Regions from separate parts of the Mus musculus genome. Here region 2 is linked to region 1. Evidence: chromatin loops called from intact Hi-C (ENCODE). Cell type or tissue: heart. All regions are shown on one strand. Links, peaks and the distances in the headings refer to the core of each region. The heading gives the core; the rest is flanking DNA.

The links. Peaks named below come from ENCODE experiments on the same cell type or tissue, not always from the same donor. Only the 100,000 strongest peaks of a DNase experiment are listed, where the experiment ranks them.
Region 2: a loop joins it to region 1, with 1.8 times the contacts of the local background. A loop is called at or near these places in 2 of 42 quality-filtered maps.

What each region holds. Positions count from the first base shown.
Region 1 is chr11:11,870,138-11,881,879 of GRCm38, reverse strand. Ddc (dopa decarboxylase) reads left to right here. Exons shown (of 15, transcript NM_001190448.1): 2 at 1,230-1,438; 3 at 5,522-5,635; 4 at 8,627-8,746. The coding sequence starts at 1,238. It overlaps 1700042O10Rik (RIKEN cDNA 1700042O10 gene), which reads right to left. Exons shown (of 4, transcript NR_045178.1): 2 at 10,724-10,916. Among named protein-coding and RNA genes, the nearest start is that of 1700042O10Rik, 7.9 kb to the right of the region's middle. In heart, for the core only: no CTCF peak of the experiment used is centred there; DNase peaks (open chromatin) are centred at 2,269, 2,999, 6,449 and 8,699; H3K27ac peaks cover 8,000 bases.
Region 2 is chr11:11,921,336-11,933,077 of GRCm38, reverse strand. Grb10 (growth factor receptor bound protein 10) reads left to right here. Exons shown (of 17, transcript NM_010345.4): 17 at 1-2,579. Among named protein-coding and RNA genes, the nearest start is that of Ddc, 29 kb to the right of the region's middle. In heart, for the core only: no CTCF peak of the experiment used is centred there; no DNase peak of the experiment used is centred there; H3K27ac peaks cover 3,402 bases.

The DNA of each region.
Region 1 (11,742 bases), core at 1,536-9,535:
TTCAATTACAAAGCTCTGGACTAAGGGAGGGATTTAGAAATGTATCCTTTGTTTAGCTTTCAATTGTCTCTCACAAATTTAGCAACTATTCAGGAAAGACATGTTACAAATGGGGAGGACAGGATTCTAGCAGGTTGTCTATCTTTCTTGTTTTGCAAATACATTTGATTTTTACCAAACATAAGTTCGAGACACTCAGTTTCTCCAGCATGCTAACTTGTATCTGAATCCTCACTTAAGGCTCACTATGCCTTCCTGACCAAGCACAGAGCCAGGGAACTCCGTGAATCATCAGAAGCTCACAATCCCTCTGCGGTTGAACCAGGCGCTTCTCTGCCTTGTGTTTTGAGCTCTTGTGATGTAAATTAAGGGTCCTTTCGCCCCCTAATCTGTTTTGACCTCATCTTTTATATTGTTACTGTTTTTCTTGTGATTTTACTGTTTAAAACGACTCTCGAAGAAATGTACTGCAAAAAGATTTGTCTCATGATCTGCAGCCCAAGTAAGCCGCAGTAAGTGCCTGGTAGAAAAATGACTGTATGTCAGCTTCACTCAGACTTTTGGAATGTTGAAGAAGATAACGAACACAAACTCTTGATAGCTGCCTGTGTGTCTGACTTGGGTAATATAAAGAAAGTACCATCCTGATAAGCAGATTATAGGCAAAGGTGCAGGTCACCAGGAGATGGGATTCCAGGAAAAGACATATATCTCTAGCTTTGGACAGAGCTGTGCTGTCTTAGGCTCTCGGCTGAGCCTCCAGAGATTGTGGTCCTACCCTTACCCATTCTTCAGGGGCTGCCGTGGCCGTCTTCATTTCTCAGCTGAAAAGTGGGGCTCGAAGTGCAAGGCTCTCATTCAGATGGCTAACAAAGGGTACATACAGGCAGAATGTGGGCCAGAATGGGAACCAGTATTTGTCATTAAAGTCGGAAGGATCCATAACTGTGTGCTTCTTGCATTTTACTGTGATATTTTTATTTTTAAATGAGGGTGCTGTTCTGTCTTCTGCTGACTGTCTTGTGAGATGTGGAGTGGTCATTGTGCAGCACTGTGTGGATCCAGTGGCATGTCTATCTCATCCAGACATAGAAGGTGGCAAGGGATGCTGGGTTGGGGACTGAGGGTCTTTATGATATAGAATCTCTGCTCCCTGGACTTGCTCACCCCCCTGCCCAGTTCAGAGTTATAATGTTTTATTGGTTGATTTCTATTCTCTCTGTCGGCAGTTTTCAACATGGATTCCCGTGAATTCCGGAGGAGAGGCAAGGAGATGGTGGATTATATAGCTGACTATCTGGATGGCATTGAGGGTCGTCCAGTGTACCCTGATGTGGAGCCTGGCTATCTTCGGCCCCTGATCCCTGCCACTGCCCCCCAGGAGCCAGAAACATACGAGGACATAATCAAAGACATCGAGAAGATAATCATGCCAGGGGTAAGTGAGTATGGATTTGAGGTCAAATAACAGCTGGGCTTATGCCTATAAAGCACCCCCTGAAAGCTGTACTTCCAGTGTCATGGGGTCACCACAACACGTAAGCTAAAGAGAAACTACTAACCTCTGTTTTGCTTTCAGCGGAGACAGCTTAGGTTTAGAGAAGTTAGGTGGTCCATGAAGCTCTCATGGGAGAGTAAAGGATAGAGCCAAACTACATAGGCAGTGCAAGGGCTTTCTCCAAGGCCTCCAAGACCAGTATTTGCATCACCATACAGGGTTCCTAGAGGGTTATTCTTTGATAGCACGAAAAAATAAGCTCCTAGTGGTCGATTGCAAGCAGTTTAATTAATTACCCTAAATAAAGGTACTTGCATCGTTCTTAGATCTGCCAAAGGCTAACGTTCATGTACCCAGAAAATGTTTGCTCCATTTTGTTTGGGCATGGACAGTTGTGCACAGGTTCTGCCTAAGGGCACAGAATAGCTGAGCTATCCCTGATAGTCAGAGGGATCAAAGGGTTGCAGTGAATCTCAGTGCCCCGTCTCCAGAGTACTACTTTACCCAGCAAGCAATTTACCTAAAAGCCTATCCTTTAACATGGCCTTGAACAAATGGGTGTGACCCTGATCATTAATTCCTGAACGAAGTCTGGGCCTGGTGCTGGTAACACTGGCGGATTGCACACACCCCTACTGGGGCTTACTAGTTGTGACTTTAAGGTGACCGAGGAGTAGGCAGGAGGGGATCTGACAGAGTGGACAGTCTGCTCTTGTTTTCACAGAGAACACAGAGGCTCTGGGGAGGCGCATAGTCAGCCAAAGTCCTGGGCTTCAGAGGCAGCTCCTCGGTTCCAGAACATCTCTCATAGCCCTCGTCAAGTTTCATCTTAAGGAGATTTCCCATGGCATTTGTTCTTTGAATATAACTCAAAATTCTGGCTCTGGCTTGGGAGTTGAGCAAATAAACTAAGCCGTTCAGCATAAAGCCAGTACAGGGAGGCCTAGTCAAATGTCAGGCCAAGTAGGAATACAGGAGCGCAGTGCTGGAAAAATGTGCGGTCCTCCCGCAGGAGTCTGTGTTCTATAGGAGTATTTACTGTGCAGAGCAAAGCTGGAAAATGCAGAGGCTCTGGCATTAGCTCCCCAAGTTACAGATCCAGCCAGCCCCCTGCTAGCTGTGGTTAACCAGAAGTTAGGTGAAGAGTCTGTGCTGTGCAGAGCCAGTGTAGAACTATCCACCCCACACATTCTGTGGCTATTCACAGAGAGGAGAGCAGGGGAGTGCGCTTTCCAGTCAGGATTCACCCTGGGAGGGCGGCAGACAGTGTGGAGCCTCCAGGTACCTGAAAGAAACTGAGGCCCTGGGCCCCATCTGTGCCCTCTGGCCCTCTGCCTTTGTGCAGTCTTTGGCCTCTTCCTCTATGGGGCTTTGCAATTACACTTTATAAAGGCATTTCCGCAAAGACAAGCGAGTTACCACTACAGATGTTTTGGTTTTTATCTGAACATTCTTTTTTTTTTCCCTAAAGCCTCATGGGCCTCACTCCTGCTCTGCTGAACACATCACTCAGCCCGTGAAGTTCTCCAGAGCCTCCGAGACTCACTGTCAGCCCCTCCCTCCCCCTCCCTTCCTCCCTCCCTCCCTCCCCCTTTCCTGTTCTTCATTACCCTGATTTTCTTCCACTCTCACTTTTTTTTCCCCCTCTGGCTCTGTCCCACTCCCAGGCCTGGAGACAGACTTGCAATGAGCCTTGCTGGAATCTTCCAGCTTTTAATGAGCTATCCTAGTTGGCTATCTTCTTAATCGGGGCTTGCTCGTGCCACATAAAGGCCTAGTGTGGTTTTACTGAGAAAAGACATGTTTATATCTTTGCAAAGACTATGAAAAAAAAAAAAAAAAAAGCAATGTGTTAGTCAGCTTTCTGACCCTGTAACACAGCTGGAATGACAAACTTACATGGGGACAAGGTTCATTTTGACATGTAGTTTTGGAGGTTCAGCTGCAGGACTCCTTGGTCTTGTTGCTTTTAGCTGGTTGTGAGCCAGTACATCATGGCCGAAGCACACAGCAGAGGAAATCGACTCACTTCAGGGCTGGAAAGCATTGGGGGGGGGGGGGGGGCGGGGAGCGGGGGGGGGGCGGGGGATCGCCATCACAGCCTCCTTTGAGGGCACATCAGCAAAGGCCTCTTAGTATCTCCCACTAGTGCCACCTTGGGGTGTGAGCCTCAAACTTAAGGAGCTTTAGGAATTCTTAAGAGCCACGCCATAGCAAGATGTTATAATAAAGAATGTAGACGTGGCAGCTTCGACATGTCTCAAGTTTGTGGAGGTTGGGTTCAGATAAGGGCTTCTTAAGTTACAGAGAGCAGCTTTGTACCCCACAGTGGTAGGGAGCTAGCTCTGGTCTCCTCCTCCTCCTCCCCCACCACCACACTTAACGTCTCCCCTCTAATAGCTCCTTCTATGCCTGACACCCAATGCTCCTCACATCCTGCAGACCCCTACTTTCATCTTTACTTGAATGTTTACATGGAGTGATTTGAGCTCGCAGCTTCTATAATGACAGGATCTAGGCCCCTCCTGCTCTCAGGGATCGTCTTTCCTTGTACTCTGGCGAAGAATGAATGCTTCTTTTCCATCTCTGCCCGCAGTTCACTTTGTGAAATCTCTTCCCCAGGACAGGCATATCCTTTAAAAATATATATATATATATATACCAGCCTAAGACTGTGCCTCATCACAGAAATTTGTACTTTGTACAGAGGAGAGTTTCTGAGTACATGTTCCTTACACTGGAAAATATATCCTGATTTCAGAGATCTTAAAACCCTCAGAGTTTTGTCTTATAATCACTGAAAAAGAAACATTTATTTGACTAGAATCTGGAGGAGAAAAGTCAGAAATAGTCTCACCTGGCTAGCGATGCAGAAAGAAACATAGTTTCTGGTTTTGGGAAATCAGGAGTGGACCATTTTTCCAGAATCTTTTGATCAGAACCATATAAGCATTCTGAACTTTTCAGAGAGAAATGTTTCCTTAGCCTGCTACAAACCACCACACAGAAGATCAACTTTCAATATTTCAAAAGTGGAATTTTTTATTTAATGAAATTCGGTGGTGGGGTGGGATTTGTGTTCAAACTTTCCAAATGGATACAGTCCGTGCCCTCTATAAATTCTGGAATTGTTAGTCTATGATCAGTCTCATATCTCCTTATACGAGCCCAAATCCCATCACAAAGCCCCACTCTCATGATCTACGTACCTTGCCAAAGCCCTGTCTCCTAATACTGCCATTTGGGGCTGGAGATGTTGTTTCAACTTACACATTGCAAGGGAAAGACTGCTCATGTAGCCAATATTGGTCTGTGTGTCCTTACCACTATCCTGGTTCCCACCATCTTAGGGATTCCAAAGATCACCACCTATGAGGCTCTTTTCCCTGTCAGTCTGAGCTTTTCCACTGTACCTAAGTCAGGGTTGGCACGGAGTAGGTTGTTTTCCTCTTCTGTGCTAGAGGAAGCAGGGGAGATTGTGGCTATTATGAGAAACCGAGGTAGCAACAGCTCTTCTTAAAGGAACTGATTGTTAGATGGACCAGATTGTACAAGACAGTGGAAAGGGACAATACCCAAAAAAAAAAAAAAAAATTGTTTTTAAAAATTGGGTATTAAAAAAAAAACCAAAATAGACAAAAGCAACTGAATTTGCTAGGGCAGCTTTGAGAAAACCAAGCCTTTTGCACTAGGATCTCGGTTGTGTGGTGCAGTGCTTTCCCTGTCCAGAGAACCCAGGAAGAACCCAAAGAGGTATTGCTGTCGCTCCTACCTAGAGACTTCACGTGTTATGAAAAAAATATAATAATTCCTACATTATCTTCTGAAGACAGCATTTCCTTCTTGACTAGCAAAGATATTGAAGCACAAACAGGAAGTCTGTTTACTGTAATGATAATGGGGTGAAATTCAGACAGAAAGTATAGGATGATTGAACTTGAGAAACTCTGCCCAAGTTGCCTTCTACAGGTACCTTGAGGAATTCACCACTTTGTCCTAGAGTAACTGTCCTCCTCCCCACAGGTGACACACTGGCACAGTCCCTATTTCTTCGCTTACTTCCCCACGGCTAGCTCATACCCAGCTATGCTTGCAGACATGCTGTGTGGTGCTATTGGCTGCATTGGTTTCTCCTGGGTGAGTATCTCCAAGACACTGTGGTGGGGTCTATTCTTGCATGAGACGGTGATCCCTTTGCACACAGGACAGAAACAGGTGGCTCTGTCACCTGTAGGTAGCAGGGCTACTTTGCAGAAAGCAGAGCTTGGGTCCCAGGGAGGAAGTTTCTAAGGGAAGAGAAATTCTGAGTGGAATATGGGAGAGGGAGGAAGGAGAAGGAGAAAGATAGAGGGGAGAGGGAGGAAAGGAGAAGAAGCAAGGAGAGAGGAAAGGAATGGAGGAGAAGGGGGAAGGGGAGAGGAGAAAAGGGAAAGAAGAGAAGCGAAGGAAGAGAAGAGAAGGAAGAGAAGAGAAGAGAAGAGAAGAGAAGAGAAGAGAAGAGAAGAGAAGAGAAGAGAAGAGAAGAGAAGAGAAGGAAGAGCAGAGCAGAGCAGAGCAGAGCAGAGCAGAGCAGAGCAGAGCAGAGCAGAGCAGAGCAGAGCAGAGCAGAGCAGAGCAGAGCAGAGAAGAGAAGAGAAGAGAAGAGAAGAGAAGAGAAGAGAAGAGAAGAGAAGAGAAGAGAAGAGGATTCAGCATAGTACTGTTTTTTGGTTTCTATTTGTTTGGTTTTGTTTTTTTTTTTTTGTTGTTGTTGTTTTTAATAACCACTTGATTTGAATCAAAATCCCAGTTCAAGGTTGTGAAGCTTCCATTCCCCCAAGACCAGAAGATTGCTATGCACTCTGACTTTGGAGACGGTTCCTACCCTTGACTCATTCATCGGCCTCCCACCAGCCTACTGTCCAGCCTATCTGATGGGCAAGGAGGCAGAGCAAAAGTGCTAAAAATAGGCCCATGCCTGCCTACAGGCTACTCACCCCTCCCTGTGTGAGGTCCTCTTCTACATGGAGTAAAGACTTAGAAAGTTCCCTACTGAAGGCATCTGGCCTAGGTCTCCCTGAGCTCTGTGTCCCAGCTGTGTGCTTCAGGCAAGATTTGAAGCAGATGTCATTGGCTCTCAGGTTCTGAGCCTGCTCACTCCATGAAGAATTCCTCAAAGCCTAGAACTGTCTTGGGCTCTCTAGATAGAGAGTGAGTGTCTCTCATATTTGTGCCTTAGATTCTTGTGCTTATGAATTCTCAGCAGCCATCAGGGCCCAGCTGAGCTGACTGCTTTACCACATGGCACCTGATTTTCTTCCAGCTGGGATACTGAGGGGCTGGGCTAGTGGGAGTCACAGCTCATGGGAAGAGCTGAGATGGCCTTCTTGCTGAACTGTTGCCATTGCTCTTAGGTCAGGCACTTGGGGCCTTCTTCTATAGACCAAGCCTAGGATGAGTGTATCCTTTTCTTTCATTAAATGTTGTTGTGGCAGGTTTCATTGGTGTCATTCTGCTGCTCCAAAAGCCACTGCATATATTTGTCTGGAGACCCAAAATCAACCTCTGACTTATCTGCTTTTCTAGGATGGTCTTGGTTGAGGAAGAGCCTGACACAGAGGTTGTGTTGCTTGATAGCTGTGGTTCATAACATGGAATGTTGGCTCCTATACTGAGAATTAGCATTAGCTTGGCTGCAGTAGCACCCAGCAGGATGGGGATAACCATCTAACCAGCAGGGGGAAAGTCCTCAGTTCCTCTTGTCATCAATGTGTCATAATTCCAGAATGCACAAGAGCAGCCTGGTCACCATGTTGTGCCCCTTAGGTAAAGACCCAAAATAAATGGAGGCTCAAGTCACTTTTGCCTGGACCTGAGAGTACCCAGCTAGCTACTTTCTGTGTGCAATGAGAGGAGAGAAGCCAGACACCAAATCACTGGGGAATTAAAAGACTACATGAGATGAGTGGCTTATCTGATGTTGCCTAGCAGAAGAAAGTAGGCAGTACCTGTTTTCTTGGCTCCATCCTGCCCTATAAAATTTGCTCCTGGCCATGGAGGAGGGTCTTCTAGTAGACCTTTTTATATTGTTCTGTTATATGATCAAGCACACCGAGCACAAGCAGGCAGGCATGGTGCCATCCCCCTTACACCAATCTGGATGAATGAAAGAAGCTATATCTGAGACTGAGTTCAGGCATTTGAGGCCCACCTGAGATTGAAAGAGTTTAAATTTGGGTTTTAGCCAGGCATTGGCCCTAAACTCCTCAGGAACTGGGCTGCTGTTTCAGCATTAGCTCTTAAAGAACCATGGCTGTGTATGTGGTGGGCTGGGGAAGATGATGCATCCAGGGAACGCTCTCAGCTTATACCCTGTGACCTGTCATGGGGAGATGATACAATTGGTGGGGTAACTCAAAAGGGGCCCATAGAGGTCTACCCTCATGGATCCCTGATGGATCTCATCTGGAAGGAGATGAGGAAGAGAGAGAAATGTCTTCCTTGTAAAGCTCTGTCAGTGTTGTCAGGCCCAGGCTCTGCTTCCAGGCCTCCTGGCAGAGCCAACCCCTGAGGCGCCCTGGGATCTCTGGGAAATGAGAACATAGCATTGTCTCGATCCATTTTCAGGGGGAGAACAAAATGCTGTAGCCTGAATCCTTTATAAACATTAGAAGTCTACTCGAGGGTGTGAAGAACATGCTACTGGCATCTGGCAGCAAGGCCTGCTGTGTGATCGCAGCAGAGAATATGCAGCGGGCAGCAGGCATGCGTGAAACAGACAAGAACTTCTGTTCTTGGAGTGAACTTCCTTGTTTCCATCTAATCCACTCCCGAGACGACCCACTTTCCATCAGTTCACGAGCAAGGAGCCACACAGGCTGGCTGACCCGTAAACTCCCCCACCTCTTAATATTCTCATCGTGGGTTCAGGTTTCAACATATGAATGTGGGAGACACACTCAAATCCCAGAAACCAAGGGATTAATTCCCCACCAAGGGTGGATTTGGGGGGCAAAAATGTGAACTTTTTGTTAAATTGATCAAATAAAAACCACCAAAGAAACAATGCTTTCCTGTGTCACTCCTTTGTGCGGAGGCCAGCTGCCTTGTGGCTTAGCTGCTCACTTTCTCCCCCAACCCCCACTGCAGGCTGCAAGCCCAGCGTGCACAGAGCTGGAGACCGTGATGATGGACTGGCTGGGGAAGATGCTGGAGCTGCCAGAGGCCTTTTTGGCTGGAAGAGCTGGGGAAGGGGGAGGAGTGATCCAGGTAAGGCGGGGAAAGCGGGAAGGCAGACTTTTGGGAGTATGGGCTCCACAAAGGACCACAGCTGCAAACAGAAAGCGGCGCCCACGTTGCTTTTGGCCGTGCCTTTAGGTTTCTTCCAGAGAACAGGAAAGCCGGGGAAGTATGCTCTTGGAGAGTTGATGGAATCTGGATTTAGATCCTGGTGCTGTTTCCCATGAGCACTCATCTCCACTGGCTCTTCTGGTATATAGAACTAAAGCTAAAGCATAGGTAGATGTTGGCGTACCCATTGCTGACCTCCATGTCTAGGCACTTTCCAGACACACTGACTTCTCACTGTGAATTAGGCACTCCATTTGACAATCAAGGAAACTGAGGCCCAAAACAACTAATAACATACCACTCAGCTTCTTGCTTGGGAGTTACAGACCTTGTGTCTGTGTATTCTAGAACCTAAGGTCTTGCGGCCACCACAGAATCCTATCTTTACCACAAGTGACAGCTGTGGCCATGCTTCGATGGCTGTATGTGCTACTTGGCTGTATGTGTTATTTGTCTGTTTGCCAACAGCTTACCTAAGGCTTCTGCTATGTCTATGCATACATTTAATTCATTCTCTGTATTCATCAGGAACAACTGTAGAGCTTACAAGAGGGCACACAACAGATGCAAATGACAGCCGTGGTGAATTTTCCATTCCACCAGGATCTTCAGAGTGAATGATTGGAATTTATGCTTTTTTTTTTTTTTTTTTTTTAAGACAAGGTCTGACTATGTAGTCCTGGCCTGGAACTCACTATGTGGAGCAGGCTGGCCTTGAGCTCTGAGGTCCACCTGCTCTGCCTCCCAAATGCTGGGATTAAAAGAATGTCCCATCATGCCCTGGCAAATGTGAATCTTTACAAAACATTTTGTAACACAGACAATGAACTCCATTAACTCAGCAGCCCTCCTTATGTTGTTTTTCTCATGTCAAGTTCATGGTTTTAACACTGAGAAAGTATTACTAACCTTAGAATCAAGAAGTTTGTGTGTGTGTGTGTGTGTGTGTGTGTGTGTGTGTAACATATAGTTTTTTCAGAAGCTCTGATAAGCAGTGATAGCTCCACATATCTTATGGATGAGAGCACTGAGGCTGACAAAAGAATGCCTTTGTGGAAGATCACATGTCTGCTATGGACAAAGTAAACTAGGAAGCAAGACCCTTGTCTTGTTGTCCTGGGACTATTTGTTTTAACTTCCCATGTATTTTAACCTCCAATGTATGGTCTCTTTCTTAAGGGTGCTACATGCAACTTAGTGGCTTTAAATACATTTCTTATCCTATGGTTCTGAAAGTCTGGCCTAGGTTTTAGTGAACTAAAATCAAGACTGTCATCTTAAAAGCCCAAGGGGAAAATCCATTTCCCCCACCTCCTCAAGTTTTCTAAAGCCTTCTGGAATTCCTTGGCCTGCTACTCCCATCTCCACCTCCCAAAGCAGCTGCATTCCATCTCGCTGACCTTTCTCTCACTGTCATGTTCTGACTGCAGATGTGAAATCGGGTCTCCACTTTTAAGGACCCATGTGATAGGATTGGGTCCACTCCGATAATCCAAGGTAATCTTTCCAAGTCAAGGTTCTTAATGTAATCACATTAGCAAAGTCCCCTTTCCCCTGAAAGGTAAACAGTCTCTGTCTGGGAAAGAGGCCTGGCATCTTGGTGATGGGAGATGCAGCGCGTGTTGCATGCAGTCTGCAGAAGCTCCCAGAGAGGATTTGTTCTCAATGGCTTCCTAGCCTCTGCCCCTAGAGAGCCAAGCTCAGCAGGGCTCCAGTGGGCCTGAGAATGTAATTCTTGTTCATTCTAATGCATTAGAGTGGGCAAGCCAGCAGTCCCTGTGGCTCAAACCATTCTTTTTTAAAGTCTTTGAATATGTCCCTTTGTCATAACTAGGTCACTGTAAGTAGGGAAGCTGATAAAAATGAACTACTAGAGTTAGGGAGGCTGAGAGTCACCTGTAATACCAACAGTTGAGAGGAGGAAGCAGGAGGATCGGGGGTTCATGGCCGTCCTTGGTGAATTCACGCCAAATAATTCTGGGTCATGCCTCTGAAGACGGATCTGCTGGCTTCTTTATCCCTGAATGGCTGCAGACTCTCTCTGGACACTCTGACTTGATTGTCCTTGTTAAGGACGACAAGCATGCCCCTGGGACGATAAGCATGCACCAGGGTTAAGGTTAGGGTTAGGGTTAGGCCATTAGACCCTATTAAATAAATAAATAAATAAATAAATAAATAAATAAATACATACATACATACATACATACATACATACATAAATAAATATTACCATATGGATTTTATACTATAACATACTAGTACACACATACACATGTATGTAATAAGTAAGTGTACACATATGCTGTACCATAACTGAAGTATGAATGGATACTATGAACCAGACTTCTCAAAATGACAGCTGGAATGTTCTCGGGAAGTCCCAGTATAATTTCACAGAACTTCTTTTTTCTTTTCAAAGGTTGTGTGGCATGGTCAGACTTCCTTGGGTAATGTTACAAAAAGGCATGGCACAGATGCTGTTCTGGCTTGAAAAGGGGCTGCAGCACACGTCCCCAAAATACACAGTCAGAGATGTTTCTTCTAGGTGAAGCGCTGGTGGCTTTCCAGGTGTTGACGCTGGAATCCTGATTTTCCAGGGGCATGCTTGTCGTCCTTAACAAGGACAATCAAGTCAGAGTGTCCAGAGAGAGTCTGCAGCCATTCAGAGCTACAGAATCCAGCAGATCTGTCTTCAGAGGCATGGCCCAGAATTATGGTTTATTTATTTCTGGGCAAGTATCTCACTCTTCAGAGTAGGCCTGACTCTAGAGCAGATTTTTTACTATAACTCCACATCTTGGCTGAGATTTTAGCTTTGTTAAACCCTGCTACCTCATGAACAATACAGCTTTCTATCTACCTTGGGATATTTCCTCTTTTCTATGTTAGTGAGGAGGCCATTTCAACCCTTT
Region 2 (11,742 bases), core at 2,142-10,141, 51 kb before region 1:
CTTTTTTGCACTCCTTCTTCGTTGTCGATGTTGTACTCAGCCTATGGTAGGAGAGGATGTGGCTTTGCAACTCAGATCAGACAAAGAATTTTTGAATTGGCAGGCTTTAGCCTACAAATGGGTCCCCCAAGTTTTCTAGATAACATCCTGCTCTCTGCAGGTTGCGGCAGTGTGGGTTTGGCTCCAGTCCTTCCCATTATACTTGAAAAGCTTTTTTTTTTTTTTTAAATAAAATAATAAGATAAAAGGTGACAACCGCAGTTGACACCTAGCATGTTTTGTGGACGCAGTCAAGCTGCCACAGTCTGGTCATCGTTGTTGTTGTGCTGACGTCTGGTCATGTATTATTAGTGTGTCTCGTTCTCCACGGTGCTGGAGACCTCATTACTTTGGAAAACTCACTGTTCCCCAGCACAGCACAGCTGCATGACCTCAGCTTCAGACTGATGTCAGCCAGCCTTCTTGGAACACATTGCTATTCATTGTGGATGCCACACAGTCCATCTGGGGTGCCCTGTGCCTCCCATTTTCACAGCCGCCCACTGTTGTAGAATAATCGCTGCCTTTACCCTCTGCAGTACCCTCAGTCATTTCACTTCTCCCACAGGGGTGGGGTAGGGGTGGGGTTAAAGGATCGAAAGAGAAAAAAACGCCAACTTGTTGGCCTTGTGCTCTGTCACTCTGAGCATCTATGGTGATAAAGAGAAGGAAACGCTGCAGAGGCACAAGCATAAGCTGGCTTTGAGTCTTTGAAAGCTTGATGGCCTCTGCACCCTACTGAAAACCCCCTAAGCCAGCAGGAGCAGGGTATGCAGAGGCTTTGCCTCTGCTGGCTTAGGGTGAGAAGTACCTCACAATGGATGTGAACATTGGACAGATTTTAGGAGCATGATGTTTGCCTCCTCCGAGAGAGAGGAGTCAGAGAGAGAGAGGAGTCAGAAGGTGGCCGGAGTTATCATTGGGTCCCCTGAGCTCCATGAAGGACCCTCTGTTGTCCCCTTGATGATTTATCAGGCATGAGAGTAGCAGACAGGATTGCCTTGAGAAACACACAGACAACAACGGTGGTGAACACATTTCCCTTTCTTGATACCACCCAGAAAGTCTGCTACATACCTGAGTTAGCCACTAGATTGCCTGTCCCGACTCATTGAAGTGCTCCCCAGGGAGCCACTTCTGATTTGCCATGGTTGACAGCATAGTGGAAGATAGATATGACAGCGCTTTGTAAAGCAGGCCAGTGGCAAGCTGGCCCACAGTAGAGAAACACTGTAGTTCACAGACCATGCAACCGTGTTTCCACGAGATGTTATTACAACAAATGAAGAATTTTTTTCCTTTTTTTTCATTTTAATCTTTTTTGACTTTTTTTTAGTTAACCATTTTTTATGCATAAGTGCTCAAATGCATTTCTCTTTCTTTCGAAACTAGTTAATCGTTAAGTTGACAATGAGAGAATTCTCAAGTTCATACCTGGCAGCAGGCTCCCACTGATCTTCCCCTTACAGACAGATAACAGACATTTCAGTTTTACCGTGCTCATTTCTTTTTGCTGACTTAAGGTCAGAACTTTTACAGACAACAAACAACCCTAGGGTTTCTTTTTCCAGTTTACACAGACCGGTCCCCACAGTGCAGAATCCATTTCTCTTTCGTCTCAACAGTAGACAACTAGGATGTGGATCTCATATTTATAAGTATGCATTTTATTTAAGAGGAAGTATAGGCTTGACTCTGGTTCACAATTTCGTACGTAGCTGGTTTGACGTAGAACTTTGTACTTCCCTTGCCGAAGTGAATTGTTGAAGGCTGCAACCCACCCACCTTGAGTGTAGCAGACTTCAGTGGCCCCGAGATCGCCAGCCCTTTGCACAGGCAGCTGGGAATTCCACCTGAAACAGCTGGTCCCTAGGTTAGCGGGTTCCCAGCCCCCCTAATCAGAGACTGAAGGACAATTGACTTTTATTTTTGTATTTAATTGACATGAATGTAAAGGGGACAGCTCAGGGTTGTTTTGGAGCCTGTTTGACTTTGTAATCTCTGCCTGTGATTTTCTTTTCTAAATGACGACTCCGTGTAACCACCTGGACTAAGTTGAGAAGGAAACTGCCAAATGCTTTGGGTTTTTAGGGTTTTAATAGGTAGACTCTGTTCTATTATTAGGTGTTAAGAGTTTCCAAACGTGTTTTCTTTTTTCTTTTATTGTTTGCTTAAACTTTGAAGAAATATGTGCCTCAGCTTAGATGTTTTGTCTTCCCCTTTCTGCACTTAAATACCTGACAGCCTGTTCGATCGCTGTGCCTCCGAGGGCGCTTCTAGCTCATCGTAGATTTGTGATGTCATAGTGCAAACTGCAGTGACCGGTAAAATGACCTGACATGTAACCGTTTTCAGGGAATGCAGAGGGTGTTAACTAATAGACAAAACCTTTATCCCGCGTGCTTTGCTTCACCTTGTGCTATATAGCTCTTTGGCTCGTGAACCTAATTGTAAACTTTCAGGTATTTTTGTACAAATAAGGGACTGATGTTCTGTTTCTTGTTATTAGAAATAAACATTAATAAAGCGTTCTTGGTGTCCTGTCGTGTTTTTTTTTTAATGCTTGCGCCGATATCTATAAACTGGGCTTGGGGCGGGTAAGTTCAGAGGGTAGGAGTGCCTGCCTGCTGCGAGCACAGGAGAAACAGATTTCAGATCCCCAGTACCTGTGGAAATTAGACAAGGTGTGGAGCCAGTTCAGTTATGCCAAGACAACCTTGGCCAAGAATCACAGGCCTGGGCTGGAGAGAGATGGCTCAGATGGTAAAATGCTTGCAACACAAGATAAAGATATGTGTTACAACCGGGTAGTGGTGGCACATGCTTTTAACCCCAGCACTCAGGTGGCAGAGGCAGGCAGATCTCTGACTTTGAGTAGAAATCTGTCTTGGAGAAAGAAAGGAAGGAAGGAAGGAAGGAAGGAAGGAAGGAAGAAAGAAAGAAAGAAAGAAAGAAAGAAAGAAAGAAAGAAAGAAAGAAAGAAAGAAAGAAAGAAAGAAAGAAAGAAAGAAAGAAAGAGAAAGAAAGAAAAGAAAGGGGAAAAAAGCCAGAGCCCCCAGGGAAACCAGTGGTAGCACACACTCATAATCCCAGTGCTAAGGACAAAACCTGACCTCGGGGCTCTCTGGCACCCAGCCTAATTGATAAGCTCTGAATCAAATCAAAGAACCTGTCTCACAAAACAAAGTGGATAGCACCTGGGGAATGACACCCAAGGTTAAACCGGTGGCCTCCACACAAGCAGGAGCATTCTGTTCATGGACACCTCTATACCCAGGACTATGTACAGGCATGCATAAGGAATCACAGAACTTGGAGGGTTTCAGAGAATCAGATATCCACGAAGTTTAATAAACGCCTCCAAAATCAGACCTTCACATTTGACAAGGTATTAAAACATCAAGGATCTGGGCTATTCTTGCCAAATCAGAAACTAAGGGGTCTTATAAAGACAGCTCAGCAATTAAGGGCACCAGCTGCTCTTCTAGTTTGGTCCTAGCATTGACAAGACAACTCACAACCACCTGTTAATTATAGTTCCAGGAAATCAGATGCCCTTTTCTGGTCATCTCGGGCACCAGGCATATAAATGGCACACGTATATGGGAACAAAACATTTATACACACAAACTAGAATATACTACTATTGAAAGGAATTGGCAAATTAAGAAAATGGACACGCTGGCCATTGCTATCATAAGCCCTCACTGGAGGGCTCTCTGTCTTCATGCCTCCTTCACAACCTACCCCTGTCACCTGCAATGTTTGGAAGACTAGTTCATGTAGTTTTAGAGCAGGAGTCCCTAGACTATGGAGATGATTCAGTGGACAAAATGCTTGCTGTGTCAGCATGGGGAACCAGAGTTTGGGTCTCCAGAACTTAAATAAAAGTCAGGCAAGTGTGGCAGCTCTGCAGTCCTCTCATGTAAGGCAACAGTCTGTACGACAAGCAGGCTAGCCAAACTAGCCAGAACTGGTGAGCCTTGGGTTCTGTGAGAGGCACAGTTTCAGCACATTTAAGTAGAGGGTCTCCAAAGAAGACAACCGATGTCTACTTCAGGCCTTGACATGCACACCACACACACTGTGAATCTGTCCCCTCACAAAAACAAGCAAATCTCAGAGGCAGGGCAATGATGCACCACACCTCCATCCCATCATGACACAGCACTGCTTCACAGGTCATAGTGAGAGCCAAGGCCGTGATGGCATGGCCAGACCACAGTTCCAAATGTACTTTGGTCACTCCAAATAGGCCAACAGAAGCCAAACAAAACAGCACATGTGGGAAGAAGAAAAAAATGCTCTGAGCACAATGTGAACCTTGATATCACTGCTTCATAAGTGGTTAAAGTATATCTTCTGTGCCAAGCAGTGCATATAACTATAATCCTTTAATTCCAACACTTGGGCGGCAGAGGCAGGAGGACAGTTCTGTCAAGACTGACCTTAGCAATAGAGGCCTGAAGCCAGCTTAGACTATCTGAGACTCTGTTTCAAAGGTTATCTTTTCAGTGATCATGAAAACACTAAAGTAGAAGATTCAATCACACGACTTTGTACATTTGCACTTAGACCTCACTCTTAAAGATTGGGAACAGGGCTGGTGAGATGACTCAGCGGTTAAGAGCACTGACTGCTCTTCTGAAGGTCCTGAGTTCAAATTCCAGCAACCACATGGTGGCTCACAACCATCCATAATGAGATCTGACTCCTTCTTCTGGTGTGTCTAAAGACAGCTACAGTGTACTATACTAACATAATAAATAAATCTTTAAAAAAAAAGATCGGGAACAGGATGGAAAATGCTTCATGGACACTATCAGGTTTGTCTCAGTGTGTTTTCTATTATGGTGATAAAACACCATAACCAAAGTCAACTCGGGGAGTTAAGGGTTTATTTCATTTTACAGTTGTCCATTTGGAAGGGAAGCCAGGGCAGGAACTCAAGGCAGGAACTGACTCAAAAGCCATGGAGGACCTCCTCACTGTCTAACTTCTAGCTCGCTCAGTGTGCATCCTTACCTGTGCCAGAACCACTTGCCCATAGACGGCACTGCCTGCATCAATCAAGAAGACACCACACAGCCCACAGACTGGCCTACAGTGTGACAGAGGCGTTTTCTTAATTTGAAGTTCCTTCTCGGATGACTTTGTATCAAGTTGACAAAACATTAGCCAATTGACTTTCTTTTCACCTTGATACACAACCTCATCACTATTAAACCATAAACTTTCCTTTCTTGTTTGTCCCTAAGGATCCATGTTAATATCACAAAATAAAACAAAGCAGAACTTTATAAAGTCTGTAACACTGTAAAAGTCCAAGTTCTATTAAAAAAAAAAAGTCTCCTTGAAAGTCCAAACTCCTGGGGCTACAGAGATGGCTCAGTGGTTAAAGGCACTGACTACACCTTCCAAAGGACTGAAGTACAAATCCCAGCACCGACATGGCAACTCACAACTGTCTGTAACTCTAAGTCGGACAGTCTCACCTAGACATACATGGAGGCAAAATGCCAATGCACAAAACAATAAAAATAAAAATTTTTAAGAAGCCCAAACTCTCAACTGTGGACTCCTTTAAAATGAAAAATAAATTACATACTTTCATTTTAAGAGGAATGAACCAGGACATAGTCACAAACAAAGCAAAACCAAAATTCAACAGTGTAAATTAAACCCTGTAGCTCACAGTTGCGAATCTGGGCTGCACCTTCACAATGACCTCTCCTGGCCTCACAGTGCCAAGCCTCAGCTGTTCTCCGAGACCCTGCATGCCTTCAAAATCAGGAGCACCTAGGAGACTCTTACACATCTCGAAATTCAGCTGCCAGCATGAGATGAAACCTTGGTACTCTCTAGGCCACAGTATTTGTGTGCTAACCCTGAGGAAAGAATTTCAAAAGATTTCACCTCAATGATACTAGTCTCCTCTTAATACTGGTTTCCTCTTAACCATAGCTGATTTCTCAGCTCCAGCTGACCCGCAGCAATCGTCCAACTAAAGCAGCAGTCTCAACACGTGGGACATGACCCCTTTAGGGTCGAATGAAACAACCTTTTTACAAGGGCCATGTATCAGATATCCTGCATATCAGATATTTACATTACAATTCATAGCAATAGCAAGACTGCAGTCATGAAGTAGGAACAAAAATAATTTTGTGAGGGGTCATCACAACATGAGGAACTGTGTTACAGGGTCAGCATTAGCAAGCTTAAGAACCACTGCAGTGAAGCAAAGCTTTCACTCCAGTCGTCCTGATCTTGTCTTGATCCTGGAGGACTGATTCGGCATCCCTAGCTGACCACACACTCCAGAGGATTACTTTAAATCCGCCACATGAACTGCCCTGCTAGGGGCTCTGAGAGACACTCAAACTTCCTTCTGAAGTTTCACAAGCCAGGCCTCCATTGTCTGAACTTTGTAGAGCATTGCCTTCTAAGCTCCCACAATAGCTTATTAGGCTCTGAGAACTCAATGGCTTTTCCAGGCCAACGTTCTGAACACTTCCACAATCAGCACTTCCCTCCCACCCTACACCCGGATGATGGGATACGGAACATGGTCAGATCTGCCCCGGTATCAATTGATGTGATAAGACTCAAAGCAAGACCAAAAGCAACTTGGGAAGGAAAGGGGCTTTTCCAGTTTATAGTCATTCATGAAGGGAATCAAGGCAAAAGTTGAAGCAGAGACCATGGGGAAACACTGATTACTGACCTGCTTGCTCTTCCTGGCTAACCTCAAACTCGGAGATCCAGCTCTCCACCTCCAGGTCTGCCTTGAAGTGCTGGGATTAATAGTATGCACCACCACCACCACCCAACTTGTCTGCTTTCTTAAACAACTCAGCACCACCTGGCCTGAGATGGCAACCCCCATAGTACAATCCTGAGATTTGCCAGAGAAAAACCAGTTTCACTATTTTGGGCAGCATTTAAAGCAAGCTTTATTAAATATTAAATACTGACCAAGAGGTGGACTTGGATCAGGACCACTCCCTGGAATTTTCCAGATCAATGGCCTCATCTATAAGCAGTGGCTTCTAAAGGCAAACCCATAAGCCATGGTGCTTTCCCATCAGGCTTTGATTGCTTTCTGTTATTTTTCCAGAACCACAACTCCCAGTATTTCAGGAAGGTACCTGGTCCTTTGGCAGGTGGAGCTTACAGGTTAATTTTGGGCATTACAGATAGGCCCTCCCACATCAACCAAGGAAAAGCCCCACAGACTTGTCTCTAAGCCAATCTAGTGGAGGAATGTTCTCAGATGCCTCTAGCTGGTGACCATAACAAACTAACTAACTAACTAACTAAACAACCAACACTAGCTTTATGTGTCATCCCATCATCCACCACCGTGGTGTGGCTGCTATCAGAGCCCTGGAGAAGCAGTAAGATGAAAGTGAGCCAAGTGAGCCATGCCAGTCTCAGCCCCAGAGGGCATCCTCAGGATAAGTGGCAGATTTTGAGAAGCCATGAAAGACCTTGCACAGTAAAGGGAGTTGATATCATTTGTCCTTTTCTGATAGATTGTGTGTTTGTTTTCTGGAATACAGGGCACACCTTCCAACTATAGGTTTGATTCCTTGAACTAATTCATGTATTACTTCTGGGTGTTTTGTTGTTGTTATCGTTGTTTTGGCTTGCTTTAATTTGGTTTATTTTTAGTTTCTAACTAGTACTAGAGATGAAACCCAGCACGGCACACATGCTAGGCAGGCACTCGCTCTTCCACTGAACTATGTTTCCTTTTTTTTTGGTTTTTCGAGACAGGGTTTCTCTGTGTAGCCCTGGCTGTCCTGGAACTCACTCTGTAGATCAGGCTGGCCTCGAACTCAGAAATCCACCTGCCTTTGCCTCCCGAGTGCTGGGATTAAAGGGGTGTGCCACCACGCCCGACTTGAACTATGTTTCCAAGCCCTTAGTTCGGTTTGAAAGAGCTCAACTGTTTGTGTATTGGATCACTTTTCCCTGCTGCTCCTGGCATCTGCTCTTCCCAAACCCTTTACTGTCAGTTCTCCTCTTTGCTACCTTCTCAACTACTCCTTGATGTTGGTACACAAAATAAATCAGCAAGCCCTGTGACAAAGGGCTGTGTGGATAGCTCAAGGCGATTATAATGGCTCATCTCATTAAATCCTCTCTCCCACACGTGGACTCACACCTTCCAGATGGCTCTCCTGAAAGGCTTTCCAATAAATTTTACAACCGGAAAAACATTTTTACTTGGTTTTTCCATTGAATATTTATTAATCAGATGTCATTTTGGAGGCTTGTTATTTGAAATAAAAGTTATTGCCAGTTCTTTTAATAATAAAATCTGTTGGAATTATAGCCAGACCTCTGTATCAACCAATCTCAGTAGATTTAACTAAGCCTGAACTGAAAATGTTGCACTGTTGCTCATAGAGGTTACATGATATTAAATATTTATAGCCTCCCATTTCCTTATTCCCTATGGTAGGTATATATATATATATATATATATATATATATATATATATGGCAACCTTTATATTAGATACTATAAGTATTCTATTGACAATATTAAGCTTACAAGAGGATATATTTAGTGTATACACAGATATGATGTCATTTAGTATATGAGACCTGAGACTATACAGATTTGAGTATGTGCAGGTTTGTTTTATCTATAGAACATATTGAACCAATCCCCCACAGATAAACAGGGACAGTACTGTGTGCTTTCTCACATATACACTGATGTCTGTGAGGTGCAGCACAGAATGCTAAGGGAAGTAAGTGCAAACGGAAGCTCTGGGTCAGAAGGGAAATTCATCTGGAAGGTGAGTGATTAGCATCATGAAGATGAAGTCAGGCAGCTGTGGCGCACACCTTTTGATCCCAGTGCGTGGGCAGTAGATGCAGGTGGATCTCTGAGTTGGAGGTCAGCCTGGTCCATAAAGCAAGCTCCAGGACAGCTAGAGCTGCACAGAGAAACCCCATGGGGGTGGGGGGCAAAAACAAAAGAAGATGTGTGACCCTCTCTTCCCCTCTGTTAGTCACCAGTCTGCCAGGACAAAAGGAGAAGCAGGGGGCAGGGTACAGACAATGGAAGGATGATTGACTTCTGGGGTCAGCTTCAGCAAGACAGCTTAACTTTATTGGAAATGAATGAGGACTATATAGATTTGGGGAATGGGTAGGAAATTTTAAGATATATATTATTGACTAGGGTGGACACCTGGGAATGCTTCATTTATATGAAGAGGAACTCTTACTAGAAGATAAGTTGAACCTGTAATCTGGCCAGAGGCTATAGGACTTTCCTCTTGTTTGTTTGATTGATTGATTGATTGATTGATTGATTGATTGATTGATTGATTAATCTGGGGGGGGGGTGGGAAGGACTAACTGGTCAGAAACTGTACCTAGTTATCACAGGGTGGGAAGGGCTAATCAGGATTTATGTGCTGAATCATGCTGTACTTGCAAGAAGCTCTGTGCATAGTCATCTTCTAGATACAGTCACACCCTTGTGCTTAAACATGCTCTCCAGATAAGATCAGGCAGAGAAGAAACAGCCTTGCTGAGAAAAGGAGCCCTCCGTTTTGCACTGAGCTTGGACATGGACTGCAACCTTAAATAGCACGGCCTTCCAACAAAGATGGACGTGGCCAAAGGTGGTCTTAGACCTTGTGTGTTCTGTCCAATGATACCAGTAGCCCATAGAACTTCAAATTCATATTCCCACTAATTAGACAGTAAAAGAGGGCCATGGTATCCCAAAGGCACAAGACAAGAAAAACAAGAAAGACTCCAACTCAAAACAAGGTGGAAGGTAAGACCCAACCCTTGAAAGATGTCCTTTAGTGTCTACACACACAATATGCACACATCCATGTTCACCATACATACACACACATCATTAAGTAATTAACTAAAACCAACATAGTAGTGTGTTCCTGCAGTCATGACTCTAAGAAGATAAGATCAAGGCCAAGAAATTCTTTATCCTCTGCCCAAAAAGAACCCAAATACATAAAAGGAAAGCTTTAGCCTCTCAATTTCTCAGCTCTGTTTTTAGTTCTAAGTAGCAACATTGAGCTAGTGGCTGTGCAGAGAATGCAGAGGGTATACTCATCATCACAAAAGGGTCAATTAAAAGGCACCAGTCTAAGTGAGACAGTGAAACATAGAAGTAGCAATGGTGGATTGGAGTGAGCAGTAAGTGATTCATTGGAGAATCTGCCCACACTGTGACTTGCCCAGTTGTCCAGAAAAGCTCGGCTCTAGATTTGAGAGTAAGGACTTTCCACTTACCCATCCCATCCTACAGGCGAGACATGGCTGGGTCAGATTAATTCACATTCTAATGGACTACCTACTACCCGGATTCAACTTGGTCTTTTTACTCTCTTCTAATAAATGAATGACAACGCTTCACAGCATAGGTGTATATTAGATGCAAAATTCAACTGTTTGGGCCTCCTCTACACAGCTCTCTGAAGAAAAACAGCCCCAAAACATGCTTCCTAACTGAATGTCAGCCTTTCCAGAAGCAAGTGGGGAGCAGAGATCGAAAAGGTAAATTTTATATTTCTCAAGATAGGCACCTCTTCCCCAGGACTGCTATCCATGGGAGATCTCTCCAGACTCAGAGGAGCTGAACTGTCTCCGTATAGAACACACTGGCCTGTACAAAGGCAATTGACATAACAGCTGGAGTGAGAGAAAAATATTGGCTGGCAGAACTTCCCAAAAGATGTCCTTGCCAAGGGTTGAAGAGATGGATCAGTGGTTAAGAGCACTGTCTGTCCTTCCAGAGATGCTGGGTTCCCCAGCACCCACATGGCCACTCACAACTGCTTGTAACTTCTGTACCAGGGTATCTGACATGCTCACACAGAATACATGCCATCAAATCACCAATACACAGAAAACAAAAGTAAATTATTAAAAATTTTAAAAATAAAAATAAATAAATAAAAGATGGCCTTGCCTTGGCAACTGCATTTGAAATAGGGATCATAGTCCAGGGTGTGGCTCAATGGCAGAGTGCTTCCTTGGCACCATAACATTCATCGATGAATTGAGTTAAAGCAGATTTGATGCTTCAAAAGTTATTTAGGCAGAGCATAGTGGTGTTTTCTGTTTTGTTAGTTTTGGAAGGCCAATTTACCTCCCCGGCCTCTTTCAAGTTTGAGATTCTTGATGCGTTTTGAATTGAGAAACAGGCACTAACCAATGAGTCTTTAATTTGTGCATAGAGTGAAGTACACTATTTTTAATTTTACTTACAATCTGGCTCCAATATACTATTGTGGTAGCATTCCACAACTGTAACAAAGTACTGAAGATAATAATTTAAAAAGAGGAAATGAAGCGGGTGGTGGTGGTGGTGGTATATGCCTTTAATCCCAACACTCAGAAGATAGAGGCAGGGTGATCTCAAAGGCTAGCCTGGTCTAACACACAGTGAGTTCCAGGGCAGCCAAGGGTACACAGAGAAATCTTGTCTGGGGAAAAAAGGAAATGGTTATTTGGGCTCACAGTTTTGAAGGTTTTACAATGAGCTTGGGTCAAACCAGTATGTCATAGAAGGGATGCATAGTGCCTCAATGAGGTTACCTCGTGGTGGACAGGAAGTGAGATCAAGTGGTAGGGGGAAAGAGAGAGAGAAAGAAAAAGAGAGGGAGGGGGAGAGAGAGAGAGAGACATTGCCCTTCAAAG